Linked DNA regions of Homo sapiens: region 2 is linked to region 1. Evidence: read pairs that join two places in POLR2A ChIA-PET (ENCODE). Cell type or tissue: Panc1. All regions are shown on one strand.

Evidence for each region. Peaks named below come from ENCODE experiments on the same cell type or tissue, not always from the same donor. Only the 100,000 strongest peaks of a DNase experiment are listed, where the experiment ranks them.
Region 2: POLR2A ChIA-PET joins it to region 1 with 5 read pairs; 2 of 35 experiments call an interaction of 5 or more read pairs at or near these places.

The regions. Positions count from the first base shown.
Region 1 is chr3:56,979,083-56,983,082 of GRCh38, forward strand. It overlaps a transcript of ARHGEF3 not described here. Among named protein-coding and RNA genes, the nearest start is that of ARHGEF3-AS1, 41 kb to the left of the region's middle. In Panc1, no CTCF peak of the experiment used is centred here; a DNase peak (open chromatin) is centred at 1,929.
Region 2 is chr3:57,138,524-57,142,523 of GRCh38, forward strand. The region is part of intron 1 of IL17RD (interleukin 17 receptor D); the gene reads right to left. Among named protein-coding and RNA genes, the nearest start is that of IL17RD, 25 kb to the right of the region's middle. In Panc1, a CTCF peak has its summit at 3,454 (motif pointing right); no DNase peak of the experiment used is centred here.

The sequences.
Region 1 (4,000 bases):
AGCCCAGGCTGCAGTGAACTATGATTGCACCATTGTACTCCAGCCTGGGCAACACAGTGAGACCTTACCTCTAAAAGAAAGAAAGCTCCTTGAAAATTTCTACATATCCAATAAGGTAGCAGCAAAAAGACTTACTTATTCCACATTGTGAAAATATGGAATTATCTGGATTTGGCACCTTTAATTGCATGCTTTCATTCCACACTCATCCCATTTTGCAACTGAGTAAACTGAGACCCAGATATATTCAACTGTTTGCCCTGCAGTGGTTGGGACAGGTTCACAGTGTTATTTGCCATTGCATCCGTGGTAGGGCCAAGCTCGTTCCTGCTGCCACAGGAGGCCCAAGCCAGGGGCAGAGGCATCTCTTCAAAATCCTCTTCCCCCAAGATGCCACACCTTCCCAAGGGCTCTCAGCCCTGTCCAGCTGCCACAGGCAGCCAGAGACAAGGCACAGGCCCAGGAATAAAGCCGGGGTCTGTGAGCAAGGCCCTCACTAGGAATAAAGTAGGCCCCCTCCAAAGAAGGTCTGGTCCACATCACGACTGCAGGTGGTGCTTATCCTAGATCGCCTCTCAGCCCATGGCAACGCTGGGGCTCAGAGAGGTCAGCTTCCCTGTCTTAAATCAGCCAGCCAACGAGGATGTGAATTCCTTTTCTTAGCCCTTTGTGGGTGACTCAGTTTCCTCATCTAGAAAATGGGGAAAATAATTGTACCAACTTACAAGGGTTTGGTTGTTATGAGAGTTAAAGGACTCAATCCTTAGAAGGTGCTTAGAACATTTCCTGACCTATAGGAAGCATCCTGTGCAGCTCTTATTTCTGCAGTGAGACTACTGACGGTGGTGGTTAGAAGCAAGGGCTCTGGAACCAGCTGCGTGGGTTCTGATCACACATCGACCACTCACTTGCCCTGTGACTCCAGGCAGGTTACCTAACTCTTTGTGCCTCAGATTCCTCATTTGTGAATTGAGAATGATGATGATAACTCACGCGCACCTCAACTTACAATGGTAAGTCGAAAATGCACTTAATACCCTTAACCTACCAAACATCACAGCTCAGCTTACCCTACAAATCCAATAAGTAAGGCAGTAGCAAGAAGACTTGCTTATGCCACATTGTGAAAATATAGAATTATCTGGATTTGGCACCTTAATGCATGCTTTTAAAGCCTAGCCCACTTAAACATGCCCAGAACACTCACATTAGCCTACAACTGGGCAAAATTATTAAACACAAAGCCTGTTTTGTAATACAGTGGTGAATATTTCATGTAATTTACTGAAAACTGTACTGAAAGTGAAAAAAAGAAGAATGGCTGTATGGGGACTCAAAGTACAGTTTCTCCTGGATACGTGTCACTCTCACACCATCAGAAAGGCTAAAAACTGTAAGGCGACTCATTGTGGGTCGGGACCATATATAGTACCTACGTAGGTTAGTGGGAATAATCACGTTATCTACCTTAGCTCTTAGAAGAGCTAAGAACAGTACCCATAATGAGTACAATGGTCCTAATATGTAAAGTGCATGTTAGCTGCTATGAATATTATGTCACTCTGTCTCCTATTAGCCCATTAGGAATGGCACCACTACCAACAGTAGTCATTATTCTGGCTGACAAGAACCTGAAGTATGTTCTCCTACGAGTGGGTGCCATTATCGTTCAGATTTACAGATGGGAAACTCAGGTGCAGAGAGCTCAAGTAACTTGACTTGGGTCACACAGCCAAGAAGCAGCAATGCTACCAGGCTTCAAGTCAAGTTCATCGGCCTCCGAGGCTCTTGCCTGACTGCACTACCCACCTCAATATCCACATGGCCTGTGGCTGCCTACTTGTGCAATTGTATGACTGCCAGTACTTCCTGGAGAGGGTGATGCATGGTTTTCTGGCTTTGAGATGACTCACTCCCAAGCCTTCCACCATTCAACACAAATGCTGGCCCCTGCAGACGTCTGACTAACAGAAAGTCACATCAGCAGAGTCGCCAAGGAGCAATCCCTGTCTTCCCTCCCCATCTTCCTGGGGAAATACATTGGTATGTGTCTGTCAAGATAAGATATAACCATTAAAACAAAATTCTGGACTGAGATATCTGCTTGGTGTCTTGGAAACACATGCCGATGTCCACACAGCTGGTTTTCCCTACAGCTGTTGGTAGTCATGTTTCAACTATGGCCTACTCATAAGTTTGCACTGGAAGATGAGGCCAGGGTAAATCTTTCTTAATGCATCATTCTAGCCTTTAAAGCATGACATCCATGACAGTGAAGCTCACTTTCCATTACCAGACTGAAAAGTTGGCAAAGCTTTGCTGCACACTATAAAGGCAGAGGTGTAGGTAGGTGCCACCAGCAAGGAGCAGCATAGCTTGAGCAGAGGTGGGTCTCATGTCCTTCACGGCTTCCTCAGCAATTCACCAACAGAGCTAGTTGTTGAATAAAAACAAAACAAAAAAAAACTTCTACCCAGGATCCATAACCCTGTATTATTTCAAACCTGGTAATTTAATTCAGTCATATCTGTTTTCAGATAATGTATCTAAAACTCAAACAGATCACAAGCTGGAAGGATCCTCAGAGAACCAGCTGACCACCCTCATTTAGGGACTGGAGCACTAAGACCTGGCCAAGCTCACATGGTCTGTTGGTCACAGGCTGGGACCCTTGAAGGTCTCCCTGTTTTCAGGCTGTTTTTTCAGCCCTTCCTGCTTCCTTAATCCAAGTGTTGTCAGAGTGGACATCTGCTGTTCCTCACTGCCCAGCATTTAGTCCCCATTCTTCTGCTAACAGCACCCAGATTTTCTGTTGGGGGATGCCCTCTCCCCTTTGGGACACTGTGATTCAGGAAGGGCCAACCCCAGGCTCCAGAGATGGGCATGTAACCTGGCCTGTTCAGTGGGAGTGGCCCCAAGACTTTGGCTGGCATTAAAGAACAGATATACAGTCCTTCTGGGACAGGCACTGAGCTGATGAGATGCAAACTTGGAGCTGTGCAGGGCATCTTGTGCAGAAAGCTTACCTGAGAAAGAAGCTAACCTGGGGAAAGCAGAGCAAGAGACCAAGAGAGAGAAGGCTCCTAATGACACAGATTAACCACCTGGATCGAGCTATGCCTGAAGGTAGCCTATCACTAGACTTGCCAGTGATAAAAAGTGAGCTCTCTTTAAAAAAAAAAAAAAAGTAAGCAAGCGTACATTCTATTTCTGTCACATGCAACCAAAAGAACTATGCTTTGTTTCTTTGCAAAAGTTCATTAAAGAAAGCATCAAAATGGGAATGTTCCCAGGGGACCATCCAGAGTGCCTAGCACACAGTAAGCACTTAATTCATGTGTAATGGAGCGAAACCCCTCCTTCAGGGCTCTTCTCAGTGGGACTCTCTCAGACCATCCTGTTGGAAACTGTGGCCCTCTCCAGCCTTCCTATCCACCCCTCTTGCCTGTTTTCAATGGTGTTTAGCACCATCAGACCTACCCTATGTCTTACTTACTGTTTCTTGAATCCCATAAGGGTGGAGATTGTTGTCTACTTTGTTCGCTGCTATAACCCTAAGGCCCAGATCAGGTCTCTGAACCATAAGTACCCAGTATACATCCGGTGAATGAATGAATGAATGAGGAAATGGATGATGGAATGAGTGAGTGCCTAGTGTGCTCCCAGGTCCCCACCTGTCTGCTGCCTTGGTCAGCAGCCCTGGGACCTGGCCTGCAGAACCCCTGGCTGTCCTTCCTCCTCTTTCTGGATATGGGTCCTCTTCCCACCGAGCAAACACTCCAGCAGCCAGCCCCGCAGTCCAGGCAACCTGACCGTCACCCACCTGCCCAGGGACCATCAACAAAAATTAAAGGGTAGGGAGCCCTTTGGGTTATAAAGATGTCTTCCTTCTTCTTTCCTGCTTACAAATAAATATCATATGCTCATTACAAAGGCAAACAAACAAAATTAAAATGTAAACAAGTAAGCAATAAAAAAAATAATAATTTAACTTCTAAGT
Region 2 (4,000 bases), 160 kb after region 1:
GGAAAAAATAGCAGGACTTGGTGACAAATACAATACCGAGGTGATGATGAAATATTCAAAGGTGACCTGCAGGCTCTTATTTGGGGAAGTCGGAAGATAGTGATTTTAAGGCAATAACGAGAATACTGGGGGCCAGGTGCGGTGGCTCACACCTGTAATCCCAGCACTTTGGGATGCCAAGGCAGGCAGATCACCTGAGGTTGGGAGCTCGAGACCAGCCTGACCAACATGAAGAAACCCCATCTCTACTAAAAAAATACAAAAAATTAGCTGGGCATGGTGGTGCATGCCTGTAATCCCAGCTACTCAGGAGGCTGAGGCAGGAGAATAGCTTCAACCCGGGAGGCAGAGGTTGCAGTGAGCTGAGATTGCACCATTGCACTCCAGCCTGGGCAACAGGAGCAAAACTCCATCTCAAAAAAAAAAAAAAAAAAAAAAAGAGAACACTGGGGAAAGAGGGTCTTTTTTTAAAAAGTAGGCTGCAGAAAAACAGTGAAAGTGAGGTGCCTACTATCTTTTTACAATATCATATATTTTGGGGGGAGGGGAGAAATGCAGGATTAAAAGGCAGGACGTCATGTATGACGGCATGCCACAGAAACTTAAGGACAGATAGGCTAATTCATAAGAGGTATACAAAATTAACAGAAAGTGTAAAAAAATAACAAAAAGCCAGGAATTGGGCTTTGTGAGACTACCCATAGTTAGGGCACGCATGGAGGAAAAAGATTGAAAAAGTGAGTTTGGCAAAGTAGGAGAATGAAATACAGTCAAAATAAAGAATATTAAACAGGCTACGGGTAAAAGAATGTCAAGATGGATGTTTTCAACATGAAAACCATCTTTTTAAATGCTTTTTAAACTTTTTCCTTTGTTTAAATTTTTTATTTTGAATTTTTGTGTAATTTTGAACTGAATGTGAATTTGAGTGTGAATATTATATATACAAATATGTGTATATTATTTATGGGGTACATGCAATGAAAATTTCCTTTTTTTTTTTTTTTTGAGACGGGGTCTTGCTCTGTCTCCCAGGCTGTAGTGCAGTGGCATGATCTCAGCTCAATGCAGCCTCTGCCTCCTGGTTCCAGTGATTCTCCTGCCTCAGCCTCCTGGGTAGCTGGGAGTACAGGCACGTGCCACCACGCCAGGCTAATTTTTGTATTTTTAGTAGAGACAGGGTTTCACCATGTTGGCCAGGCTGGCCTTGAACTCCTGACCTCAGGTGATCCGCCCACCTCAGCCTTCCTCCAAAAGTGCTAGGATTACAGGTGTGAGCCACCTCGCCTGGCTGAAAACCTTTTTGATTACACAAATCTCTGAGCAAATAATTATACTGCTAGATCATTTAAAATAGCTCCTCTATATTAATTCCTAAGTTTTCTGCTGTTATTCAAACTCAACTCCTGGTTTTACAGGAAAAATAGAAAACATATTATTAGGACCATTTGAATCAAATGTTTTCATATGTTTAAAACTTAAAAAAAAAAATCTGGCCCTGGAAAAAAGTACTGAAAAGACTGCTAGTTCACTGTCAGGCTTCTGCATAAAGATACCGAGCCGGGCACCTTAGAGGCAAGGCTGTGCTCAGAGCTCACAATTCTGCCAGACAGCCCTCTAATCTCCCACATTATGGAGAAGAACACAGAGAACCCATGTCTTGATGTTCCCCAAGATCTGCTCAGCACTTTACAGTTTGAACCACTGTTAAAATATACCTTTTTGCAGTTTTTGAAACAATGCTACATGGAAAATGTAGAGACTACCCACACTGAACTACGAGCTCTAAATCAGGTCATTTTTTTTAACCAGATACTCCTAACCAACTGGTCTACGAGCTAGCATTTAGAATAACTGACAATTTCCCAGAACTCAAAGAGAAATAAAAGTTCAAAAGATTGGCTAGAATGGTATCAGTAGGACTCAAAGTTATCGAATTAGATTTCAATTCAGGCAAACCATTTTTGTTAAAAGCTCACAAAAATGGTGAATGTTTGCATGATGGCACTAATACAAGTATTAATTTTCAGACCATCCTGTTTTGGGCATTATTCAACATTTGCTGCCATTTGACAGATGTACATCCATAGCCCCGAAAGGCTTAGTGGGTCAGTTTTGGCATCATGGCTAACAACTTTCTTTCTCAAAAGTAGTGTAGAAAAGCTGAGGTGTGGTCATCTCTGAAATTTGATTGATCTCTGAGATGAGGTCTACTCTGGGAATATTACACCTCTAGAATTTATTTCCAGACACCCAGAACAGGTCTAGGGAAAGTAATATTCTAGGAAACAGTAACTATTACACTGGTTCAATGCTTATCACTAATGAACATTTATTATGCAGTAGCAGAGCTGTGACTGACCTTCACACTTTTTTTTTTTTTAATTGGAGACAAGGTCTCACTCTGTTGCCCAGGCTGGAGTACAGTGGTACAATCATGGCTCACTGCAGCCTCCAACTCCTGGGCTCAAACGATCCTCTGCCTCAGCCTTCTAAGTAGCTGGGAGAACTACAGGCGTGTACCATCATGCCTGGCTAATTTTTAAAAGTTCATTCTTTGTAGAGATGGGGTCTTGCTATGTTGCCCTGGCTGGGCTGAAACTCCTGGGCTCAAGCAATCCTCCTGCCTAAGCCTCCCAATGTGTCGGGATTACAGACGTGAGCCACAGCACCCAGCCGACCCTCATAACTTAACCACAGTATGCTGATGTTTTCCTGACAATATAACTTTAATTAAAAAACATAATTTTTGAGGGCATAAAAAAGAACTTCTATAACCACCGGTCTGAACAGAACCATGTCATCTTACAAGTTCCCCAAAATAGCAAATGTCTCTGTATTTCATCTTTAAAAGCTTGACACTGAGGACTTATTTTTCAGGGAATATGTAGCTATTTTTTGTATTGTTAGCAGTTTTCATTTCTGAGGGATGGAATAAACATTAAAATATTCTTTGTTCTCTAATGTATTGTTTGAATTAAAAATACTATATACAATTGAATATAATCCTGAGCAGAACAACTAGTGATTATTAAACATTAATTATTTGTCACTTCAGATTAGAAATTTTTGAAGGTCTATTTTTTGTACATTATCTGTATACACAAACTGCTAAATGTTATTAATATTTGTTATAATAAACATTTCTGGGAGGAAAAAAAAAGCTTGACACTCTAAGTTTCTTTTGCAATTCTCCCCATACTAGAACACCATGCCAACATCCTAATAAGACTGGTATTAATGAAAGATCAACTTCATTTTCTTGGCAACAATAGGCTTACAGAAGAATCACCTAAGAAAAAAACAAACACTATCTGATAAGGAAAAGATGGATTTTGTCTTCCACCGCAGGCCTTGGGCTCTCAGATCTGGAACACTGTTATCTGATTGTATCTGCACGGTTTTCACCAGAGGGCACTGCATGGTAGAGGAAGCAGAACAGAGGAACAAGGACCAAGAGCAGCCCCTGCCCCATTGCCTAAACGCTCTTATAGCCACAGGAAAAAAAAAATTCAAAAAGGGACACACGGAGCCTTCCTAACTCTCCCTTTCCCACTGACACCAAAAATAACCAACCATAAACTTTTAGCACCTCTCAAAGACTTCAAGAGAGGCATAAAGGGCAAAGCTTCGGACTAGCTAAAGGTTTTCAAATCAGTGCAATTCCTTTCTTTACTGTTTTATTAAACTATGCAAGCACAGTACTTATAAACAAAGGAATCATTTCAGTTTTTGCTTGGAAAAATGGGAGCCAATACATTCCTTCTGGGAATTCAGGGTAAAAGTTTTACAAAAACAGTGTCCAGATGTGCTTAAAAATTCACTCTGTTCTTTCTTTTGTGGAGAAGTGGAGGGAGAAACAAAGGGTAGGAGAGACATTTTATTAAAAATTGAAACACTTATTGGTTTTTCTTGGCTCACCCACTAACCTGCTCTCCACTGACAAACAACGCAGGAACACCTGAGGCAGAAGCGCGTGGCATCCCTCCCCCTCCAACCG